Regions from separate parts of the Homo sapiens genome. Here region 1 is linked to region 2. A link is a loop called in an ENCODE intact Hi-C map of the cell type or tissue named here. Cell type or tissue: tibial artery. All regions are shown on one strand. Each heading gives the region's core, and the rest is flanking DNA. Links, peaks and the distances in the headings are about the cores only.

The links. Hi-C counts contacts between places; a loop is a spot of excess contacts. Peaks named below come from ENCODE experiments on the same cell type or tissue, not always from the same donor. Only the 100,000 strongest peaks of a DNase experiment are listed, where the experiment ranks them.
Region 1: it touches region 2 in a loop (4-fold over the local background); 14 of 110 quality-filtered maps call a loop at or near these places.

The regions. Positions count from the first base shown.
Region 1 is chr6:96,757,836-96,763,224 of GRCh38, forward strand. No RefSeq gene overlaps it. Among named protein-coding and RNA genes, the nearest start is that of GPR63, 77 kb to the right of the region's middle. RefSeq lists an enhancer at 4,409-4,983. In tibial artery, for the core only: a CTCF peak has its summit at 2,493; no DNase peak of the experiment used is centred there.
Region 2 is chr6:96,623,825-96,629,213 of GRCh38, forward strand. No RefSeq gene overlaps it. Among named protein-coding and RNA genes, the nearest start is that of FHL5, 63 kb to the left of the region's middle. In tibial artery, for the core only: a CTCF peak has its summit at 3,102 (motif pointing right); no DNase peak of the experiment used is centred there; H3K27ac peaks cover 3,643 bases.

The DNA.
Region 1 (5,389 bases), core at 62-5,061, 130 kb after region 2:
AGGTTTGCCAGTCTTGCTACTGGTGAGCAGGATTTGGAATGGAAATAGTGGCACAAAGAACATAGATTTGGGAGGATAAGCCTCGCAGTACAATTTTACTTTTTAAACAATGTGCCTTTATTCCTTTAACAATAATAAAGGTTCACTTTTTAAAAGGCAATGTAAATAATCACATTAACAATTTAAAGAAGAAACACCATATATTATTATTTCTATGTACAGAAAAAGCATTTAGTAAAATTCAACATCCAGCCACGTTAAAATGTCCTAGAAAAATAAGAATAGAAGATAACTTTCTTAACTTGATAAAACCCTGATATGGTTTGGATCTGTGTCCCCACCAGATCTCATGTTGAACAGTAATCCCCAGTATTGGAGGTGGGGCCTGGTGGGAGGTGACTGGATCATGAGGGTGGTCTCATGAATACTTTAGACCATCCCCTTGGTGCTGTTCTCCTGGTAGAGTTCTTAGGAGATCTGGTCGTTTAAAAGTGTATAGCACCTCCCTCTTCTCTGCCTCCTGCTCTAGCCATGTGAAATGCTGGCTATCCCTCTGCCTTCTGCCCATGATTGTAAGTTTCTCCCCAGAAGCTGAGCAGATGCCAGCATCATGCTTCCTATACAGCCTGTGGAACCATGAGTCAATTAAAACTCTTTTTTAAAATATATTATCCAGTCTCAGGTATTTCTTTATAGTATTGCAAGAACAGACTAATACAAAGACATTTACCACAAACCTACAACAAATATCATCATATTAATAAAACATTATTGAGCATTTACTAAGTGTCAGACAATAACAATCCTTTGAGATAAATTTATTATACTCATTGGCATATGAGTATACTGAGGCACAGAAACATTCAGTAACTAATCCAACTGTTGCATAGGGAGTAAGTGGCCAAGCCAGGATTTAAATTCAGGCTGTCTAGATCCACCACCCACACTGTTAAGGGCTAAACTATACCATCTTTCATACTGGAGAAAAGTTAGAGTCACATGCTTTGACGTCACAAAAAAAGCAAGGATGCCTGATTTCACAGCTTCTACTCAACATTACAAAGCTCCTACAGGGTGTTGTATGAAAATAAAAATAAAAGTATAAAGATTTAAATGGAAAAAACAGGCTGAGGGCAGTGGCTTATGCCTGTAATCTCAACAGTTTGGAAGGCTGAGGCAGGAGAATTGCTTGAGCCTAGGAGTTCAAGACCAGCTTGGGCAACATAGGGAGACTCTGTCTCTACAAAAAATAAAAAAAATAGATGGATGTGGTGGTGTGCCCGGGTAGTGCTATCTACCAGGAACCCTGTCTCTATTCCAAAAAAAAAAAGGATAAAAACAGAACTACCATTATTTTCAGATATGATTGTCTACATAGAAATTGAAGATAATCTACAAAATGTTACAACTAATAAGAAAGTTCTAAAATGGGTGCTAAGTATAAAATCAATATAAAATTCAATTCATCTTTCTATACATCAGTGACAATCAGAAATGTAATTTTATAATATACCATAACCAAGAGAAATAAAATCTATAATTTATCTATTAGTAAATCCAAGAAAAAGGATATAAGATCATTATAAAGAAATTTATAAGGCTTTATTGAGAGCTATGAAATTGTACAAATAAATGAAGCTATGCAACGTTCACAAACAGGAAGAACTGGTATTAGAAAGATGCAAATTCACCCCCATATTGATCTCTAACTTCAATACAATAACAATCAAAATTCTCCCAGAAATTGTTATGGAGCTTGATACACTAATCCTATAGACCATATTATATACATTTATTTAATAAAAGTTAAAAATTCTGCATGGTAATGATAGACATCAACTGTAGGAATGATGAAGGCTTCAGTTAAAATTGTAACATTTCATTCCTTAAGAAAAAGATTTCACAACCTGAGGCAAATATGGCAAAATGTTAATGTATGTTAAATCTGTGTAGTTAGTATGTGAGTTTTTATTATAATATTTTCTGAACTTCTCTCATTTTGAAATTTTGCATAATTTAAATATTTTTAGAAGGAAAGTCAGTGATGTTGAGTGCTGCTGTGAGAACAAATAAGATAACTGCTAAATCATCCCTTAGATTTGCTATCATAGACATCACAGCTGACTTTAGCAGGAGCTGATGATGTGAGATGAAGGGGCCAGAACATGACTGAATTGGGTTGAGAAATCAGTACCATAAGTAAATGAAGACAGTGAATATAGATCAGGTCATTAAAAAGCCCATTTTTTTTAACTAATTCAACAAAAATGAATTGAAAGTTGTTTTTATGGCACATAAAGCTTTGTAAAACCATCTCTGTTCTCAAAGAGCTAACATTTTGGTGAGGCTGTTTTATCAGTCATCTTCTCACCCTTGGTGGCATGTCTACTCTGAAGGCTCTGTGGCATCGTGGTGTGGGAGAGGGGTCTGGCCTGCAATGGTCCTGAGCTGGCAGCAGGAGCCATGCTCTCTGGTTGCTGCCTTCAGTCCCACTGACATCCTTGGGACATTTGTGATTCTAATGCATTTCCAGTCCCATGGCTTATGCTGCCATCCACAGCTGAAACTTTTTATCACAACCACGAAGCACTTTGTCATCTTCTAGTCTTCTTTCATCCTTCATCATTTCCCAGGATGTGGCAGGAGGCTAGGCAACTTTCAGGTGCTTTTTAATGTCAGGGTGGAGCTTACTAAACTTGCAGAGAGTGCTACATCAACCTAAAATGGCTTCCTTTCCATGTTACTGCTGTCTGGAGAGTCAGCCTGGGTGGGTAGAGGTGAAGAGGTCCCAGGTCTCCTTCCAATGCGCACTCACCTGCGCCAACCTGTCTTGCTTTTTGCTCCAACTATCCACTGTCCTTAGCTCAAGGAACCTATTTTAGGCAAGAGAGAGGAGCAGCAGGGAGTCACTCTTTTTCTATGTAGTTCTGTATTCCACCAAGATTAAGGCTGTTGAACTTCAGAGCTAAACATCAGTGTTTCTGTTCTCTAGTTCCTTCTCCCTACCATCATCAGTATTTTATTATTAAAATGTTCAAACATACAGAAAAGTTGAAAGAATTTTCCAATGGACACCCACATACTTACCATCTGGCTTCTACAATTAACATTTTGTCCAACTCTCTTTATCATATATCTATCCTCCATCAGCCTGTCATTATTTTTTAATGCATTTCAAATTAAATTTGCAGAGATCAGTACACTTTACCCCTAAACCTGCAGCATGCACATCATTAACTAGAGCTTAATAATTATTTATAGTTATTTTAGGCAAAATTTTTACGTAGTAAAATCACAAATATTAATGCACTATACAATGAGTTTTGACAAATGTCCATACCTGGGTAAATACATTCCCTGCTCATCCACTGAAACAGCTACCTCATACCCATTCATAGTCAAAACCTGCCCCCTCACCAGACCATTTTTAAGAAGGGTCTAGAAAGTTCCTCTCCTGGAATTTTCCCACTACTAGAAACATGATCCCTTCTCTACTATAATCTCTCTTCTCATGAGTCCTGAGTACTTCTAGTGGAGAGAGAAGATGGCTGCAAATGAAATTCTACGATTCCTGCAGAGAGCAGGGTAGTAAGCATGCCTCCTTCAGAAATTTCATTTCCACCCTCCCCAACTAATCCTTTGGCTTATTTTCAATCTGCCCCAGACCCAAAGGCTTATAGATTTTCTCACCCATATACCATTGCATACAAAATTTCATGTGATAAGGTGAAAAGCCCACACTCTAAAAGGGAGTCTCCTTTGACTTCCTCAAACTACACCGTATCTGCAGAATATATAAATGTACAGCACACTTCTTAATAATGCATTTTCACTAGAAATGTTTACATTTGTGGCCCATTCTCTGTCCCTAGGTAAATCAATAACCAAATCATCCACATTAGTGTTTATGTTACAGGATCTTTGGAGTGTCGCTTTTCTGGCCAGAATCCTGTGGCTCGTGGTGCCTTTGCCCAAGTTTTGCTCATGCCTGCTGGGCTCGTTCTGCCCACTCGGCCTAGCAGGCTGCACTCGGCTCATGCTACCAGCCTGGATCCCATGCCTCCAAGGAAGTCTTTGAGTCAGGCATGGAGCGGCAAGGGGTGGATGAGGGAGTGTGAGGTCTGGCCGCTGCGCCGTCAGATATGCCGGCTGCTGCCGCAGGGCAGTCAGCTCCAGGTCCCGGCATGGGTGCCGGCTCTCTGAAAGGCTGTGGCTGGACCAGGTGCACCACAAGCAGCTTCCCCAGCTGGCACTGGGGAATGCGGTGGCACCTGAAAGCTTGGAGATGCCAGGAACTGCAGGGCCCCAAAGAGGGAGTCACAGCCCTGGCTCCAGGAGCTCCCAGGTCTGGGCTCCCCAAAGGGCTGCAGCTCTTCTCTCCTTCTTTTCGCCCACAACGTGGTGAGCAAGGGGCATGTTGCAGCACTGTTTGTGTGATAGCTCTTTTAGCCTCACCATTTGGCAGTTCCCAAGTTCTTGTCCTGCACGCAGGAAGAATGAGGTACACAGGCAAGTGAAGGGTGAGCAAGACGAAGCTTCTAGCAGAAAGGGTAGCTCCTCTTTGCAGGCAGGTCGTCCTAACAAGTGTTCAGCTCCCAGGAGAAAGGGTAGCTCCTCTCTGCAGCTTGTCATCTGGTTGTCTGCCCTGCTCTGGGTGAGGCCAGGGCTTTTATGGGCCTCAGAGGGGGAGAAGTGCATGCTGATTGATCCATGGGCAACCACGGGTGGGCCCAGAAAAGGCACCACTCTGGTCCACAGGACTGGCAGCCCAGCCCCCAGCCTTCAGGCCCTCCTTTGCATCCAGCTACCCTCAGTCCTCCCTCAGCTTCCCCCATACCCTGTGCTCGTCAGCATGCAAAGTCCAGAGAAGACTGAGGCAGCAGGGGACTGGTATGTCAGCACTGCCCTGAGTGTGCACACACCCAGCCAGGCTTTAACGGTGCCCAGGCTCGGCCCCTAGTCTGCTCTAAGATCAGAGTGGGCACCGGGAGCAGGGAGAGGCCAAGCAGTGGGACCAGACACGCCAAGCCTTCAGGGTCAAGGGGGGTCTTCCTGGGACCCCAAGGGTGCAGACTGCAGAGACGCCTGGGTCCTGTGCCTGGGAAAGTGAGGCTCCCACCCACTCCATGGAGTTTGCAGGCAGCCTCAGCTATGCCTTCCCACTGCAGCCAGCGTGATGACAACAGCCACTCCAGACGGCCCACTGCTGCCATCATTTACATCCTCTTTTTGGCCTCTTCAAGAATATGGTCATCTCGTTTCCTCCCAAACAAATGAATCATAGAATAAAAACCCAGTATGCTTTCTATTTAGGAGGTGAGGTAGCACTGAAGGTAGTGCCTAGCTCTACCTGTACTGACCTTGAAAGCTAGCAATGAAGCCCTTCTCC
Region 2 (5,389 bases), core at 216-5,215:
CTTTCTCAACCAGCACTCACAGGGTGTCTGGAGACACTTAATTTTCAGGTGCTTTGGAGAATAACTGCCTATATTTGAAGTTTCCTCTAGGGCCCTCAAAGTAGATGTTTTAGGCATTGCATAGCTTTTTGTTAAGCCAGACCATCCTAAATATGCCTGCCAAATTTGGAGTCAATCTGTCCAAGTTTTGTATCATGTGTGTACAGACAGCTAGAAATGCAATTGTACTTACTTTGATTAAATCTCAAAATGCATTCTCTGTGTTCCTCAAAAATGCAGCCAATTTTACTTTAACCTACGCTGAGTATGTGTAGCTTTGGACATATTAAATTATTTTATCATACCAGAACAGCATTTATGGGCTGCCTCAATCCTCCCATGGTACAGCATTTCTCTTGTTCTTCCTTATTAAGCTTCCTATTTTTTTTTTGACACTTTCACCTTTCCTGTTCCAGTGTTCTCCTTCTCTTAATGTGCACTAATTCCTAGTGGATATAAGTTTAGGATATTAACATAATTACTTCGGATGGAATTCTAGAAAATAAACATCTAGGCATTTCTTTATCCATTTACCTGGTCCTTAACTAGCACCCACACTTTTCTTGCCTGATGCCCCAGTATTAAACTCAATATGTAGCTTCTAAGAACAGAAATACAAGTCCACAGCTAGAAAATGTTCAGAGACAGATATTAAAACTGGGAGAAATAAAAACTCTCTGGGTATTGAAACTTTAATTCTCATTCTTAGGTTTTTCATAAAATCTTCTATTATCTCTCATAAGAAGTATGTTTCTAGCTGCCAGTATGAGGCTTTTGTCAGTTTATGAGGAGAGTAATATCAAAACCCACAACTGCTTTGATTCTCAAAAGAAATATTAAAGACCTTTAGTTTGTAATCATAATGTACAATAATTGTTGAAAATCTTCAGCTAGTTATCTTCTTTGTGAATAATTGTTACCTTAAAGTGACAACAATCTCCCTTTCAAATACATCTGAAGCAAATGCAGGCAGGTGTAGGTGATGTTGTCTTAGCTTTCTTTACCTCCCCCAGTAAGAACCTCCAGCACTCTCCATGTCCCTAGGAATATGAAATGCGCTTGCCTTCATTTTCTACAATAATCTAATAAACTGGTACTTTAAATTATTCTCATTGTACTGATGAGGAATTTGAGGTTAAAAGAGGGACAATAATTGGCTCGAGTTATTACAATACGTATGGATCTGATTCCAGAGTCTATGATATCAGTGATGCTATTAATACAAATACATGGTGCCACCACTCTCTGCAGAAAGCCTAGTGTTACCATTTCCCCTTTCCCACATACCCACTTCCTGCTGGTCGCAGGTCTTGTTTCACTTGTTGAATGTCTCTTAAGACTGTTTTCTCCTTTTCACTGCCATGGTTCAAGCTTCATTACCTCTCATCTAGATGCTTTAAATTATCTCCTGTTAAAACATGTTTTTGTATCTCCATGGCCTCATCCTTTCATCTATCCTACACCTTTCCTCCACCAGATCAATATTTCTTAATTAGCATCTGATTATGGCTTCATCTTGCTCAGCAGCCTTTACTGGCTCTCCATTAGTTCACCTCCAAAATCTGGCCTCATGGCTCTTCGTAGGCTACTCTATCAGCATTTTTCCCCACTAGAATAGGTACCTCTGAGGATGGAGTCTTTGTCTATTCTATTCACCATCAAATATGCATTGCCTAGAACAAAACCTAGTACAGAGAAGGTGCTGAAATAAGTGTTGGGTGAAAGAATGAAGAAACATTCTGCTTTAGCCATATCTTATTACTCATTGCTCCCAAAATAAATAAATACTGGATTTTCTTCAACTTGGTTCTTTTGCTCAAAATAGTCTCCTACCTGGGTAGTCCTCCCTATCATCGCCATTTATGCAATTAATTCCAAATTAAAATTTAGCCATTTATCACTCACAAGTCAACCTTTCCAGCTGGAAATATTCACCCCCTCCTATGTATTTATGACAATTCTCATATCATACTCATTATATTTGCTTTGAGTTATATAGTTAATTATCCTATAGTCATCTGAAACTATTGATTCAAAATAGGGCAATGTCTCATTCAGCATTGTATTTCCCATAATGTTGGGTATAAAATAAGCTTAAATAAATGTTGAGTTTTAAAATTGAATTGAGTCACAGGACAAGTCACTTCTGAATTTCTTCCTCAAAACTGGTAAACATTGATACACATGTAAACAATAATGATAAAAGCATTAATAACACTGAACACCAAGGACTGCATGAATTTCATTCCTCCAGTAGCCTTATGCAGTATATACTATCATTACCAGATAGGAAAACTGGAGCACAAAGAAGTTAAGTTCTCCAAGATCCCACAGTTATTACAAGAAGGCCAGAGTTTTAAGTAAGAGGTTTGGCTTTAGGGCCAAACCATGCTCTTAACCTTGGACACTACGACCTCCAAAATTAGAAAGGAGAAACTTTAGAAAGAGCCAAATATAAGCACAATTGATCCTTATTACAGGCCTCTAAGTAGGCAAACATTTAGAAATGGAGCATGCTGGATTTATATTTTGTGTGTCCACATTTTTTAGCAACTTCTTTTTTTTGAGATGGTCTGGCTCTGTCACCCAGGCTGGAGTGAAGTGGCGCTATCTCAGCTCGCTGCAACCTCTGCCAACCGGGTTCAAGCGATCCTCCTACCTCAGCCTCCCGAGTAGCCCAGACCACAGGTGTGCGCCACCATGGCTGGCTAATTTTTGTATTTTTTGTAGAGATGGGGTTTCACCATGTTGACCACACTTGTCTCCAACTCCTGGGCTCAAGCAACCCATCTGCCTTGGCCTCCCAAAGTGCTGGAATTACATGTTTGAGCCACTGTGCCCCATCATTCTAGCAACATTTTAAAAGGAGGCATAATTTTATTCACATTAAAAGAATCAATCAATAAAACCAATGAAAGAATAAATTTGAGGAACTGTTTGTGGAAAAGTAGTTGTTTTACTAACAAAAAAAAAGTGGCAGGATACTTAGAAGTCATAGTTTCATGAAAATGCGATTTTTTAAAAAAAAAAGTAAACGTATGGTTTATTCTTTGAATTATCCACTAGATGGCAGAAAATTGTTACTGTCCAAAGCACTATTACTGTATTAGTCCAGGCTCCTTTCTAAGCTCCAGAAGTTATGCAAATTGCTTTCACCTCTACCCCTGCAATGCTAGCCTTTTCACAAGTGGCATTTTAAAACACATCAGTATTTTTAAGCTGGGAAAGAAAAATCAGAGGTTTCAGAGTTATAAATATTAGGTATGAGCATACTAATTATATGTTTGTGTTACTCTGCTCTAACACAGAAGGAACAGATGCACAGACATGTTGGGAGAAGGGCTGAGAGCCCACATAGAATGATCTATCCAGATGCCAGATATTAGAGTTAAGCTGAAAAGCCTCCAGTAGGACAGTTTCCTGTAACTTGTAAGTCATGGTTTTCATCCCTCTTAGCATATTAGATTTGCCTGGGGGCCCTACCCCAGGCCCAATTCTCTGGTGGTGGAACCTGGACATTGGCAGTTTTTTCAAGCTTTTTAACTATAAAATAAGAGAAATAGACTAAGCAATTATAGTATTTTCTTCCAGGTCTAACATTCTAGGATTGAAGTCTAATAGCATATTTATTACTATAAGCTTCATAAGCACAAGCACAAGAACTAATTCTGTTCTGGATCCTTTATGAACATAAATTCAGTTAATTTACACACAGTGAAAGACCTTAGGGAAAAACTAGACACAGAAAGGTTTCATAACTTGCCCAAGGCTATGCTGTAAGAGAGAAAGTCAAGACAGATTTGACCCAGTCAAGCCTGAATATATAACACTATGCCAAAATTCCCATAAACAGTGGATCAACTTATAAACAATATCCATCTCTCTATCTATAACTAAAATTATACCTGCACTTACCATAATGGTCTCTACCTTATTATTTAATCTTGCAGCTGCTGAGCTGGTTGAAAAATTGGCATAACATATCTGTGAACAGCGATGTAACAGACCAACTCTAAAACAATCAGTACATTTGGGTGTACTATTGTTTTTCTGGGCGAAATTGTACTTGAACTCAGAAACTCTGGTATTTTGCAAAAAAGAAGAGTATTAGAAAAGTACTTAATAGAATTTTCAAGAGAATTCTAATTGAGTAAATCTTATAAACATCTTTTAACATATATTTTGATTCCAGGGCTCATAGAGACTAATAAAACCAAGTTCTGTCCATAATCTCTCCTCTCTTTTTAGAGCCTCACCTTTTTTCTGGCATATGAACATATAGGTCTCTTGATCCAGCAGGAAGGGATTCTGCAGAAACACATAAAAGTTTAGTATAAATTCTTCTACACTCACCCTGTCAAGCTGAATTCCCTGAAGCTTTTCCCTGGAAAGTTAAAACATTTTGCCAACATTGCTTGCCCAATGAAGACCTAGGGGGTCAGAGGTGAGTAGTGAGTATAATGTACAGTTGCTTTGTAGTTCTGAATGATTTGCCTTTGAGAAAAGTAATAATGTTGATGAGAACTGACTGGCTTTAAGGGTGACCATTATATTATTTTTGAGCTTTTTATGATGGAAAATTTCAAACATATTCAAAAGTAGAGTGAGTGGTATAATACACACGCAAGTAGCCATCACCCAGATTCAAACATTATCTCCCACTCAATCTTTTTGCTATACTTCCACATATTCCCTCCTACTAACACAAGCATTACTTTGAAGCAAATCCAAGACATATTATTTAATCTATAAAATTTTGGTATGCATGTCTTAAAGTAAAAGCGTCTTTTAAAGAAGAGATAATCATTATATGATATTTAAAGTAATAATTACATTTGAAGAATGCATTTTATCCAGATCCCATTTATTATTGAATGCCCTGACACTGGGGAGTGTGAGTGGCATGGAGGAATTAAATTTTATTTCCAGAAAGTAATTTATCAGGCAAATTTTAATCAACAAGAGTATAAAGGGCCTCATGACTACATCAAAGTTTACTCCATTTTCCCCTAGCACTTTTTCCAAACTTTAGACTATGTTTTATTCTTGTCAAATAGTTGTAATCTCCTTATTAACAATTTAGTTTTAGAAAAAAGTTGTTTCTTCTGATTAAATGTCAGTAGCATATACTGTGTGAAATACCGAAATACAGTGATTTAACAAGCCACAGAAGTTTCCTCTATGTCCCAAAGGCTGTAGATTGAGTGGTAATTTTTAACCTGTGGAGAAACTTTCATCATAACTGGGGACAATGCAATGGAGGGAGACTGACCTTGGAGGAAGGGCACTCAAAAGGTGGTAACCACAACAGATACAACAGATATTTGGACTCGGACTTTCCCTCTTGAAG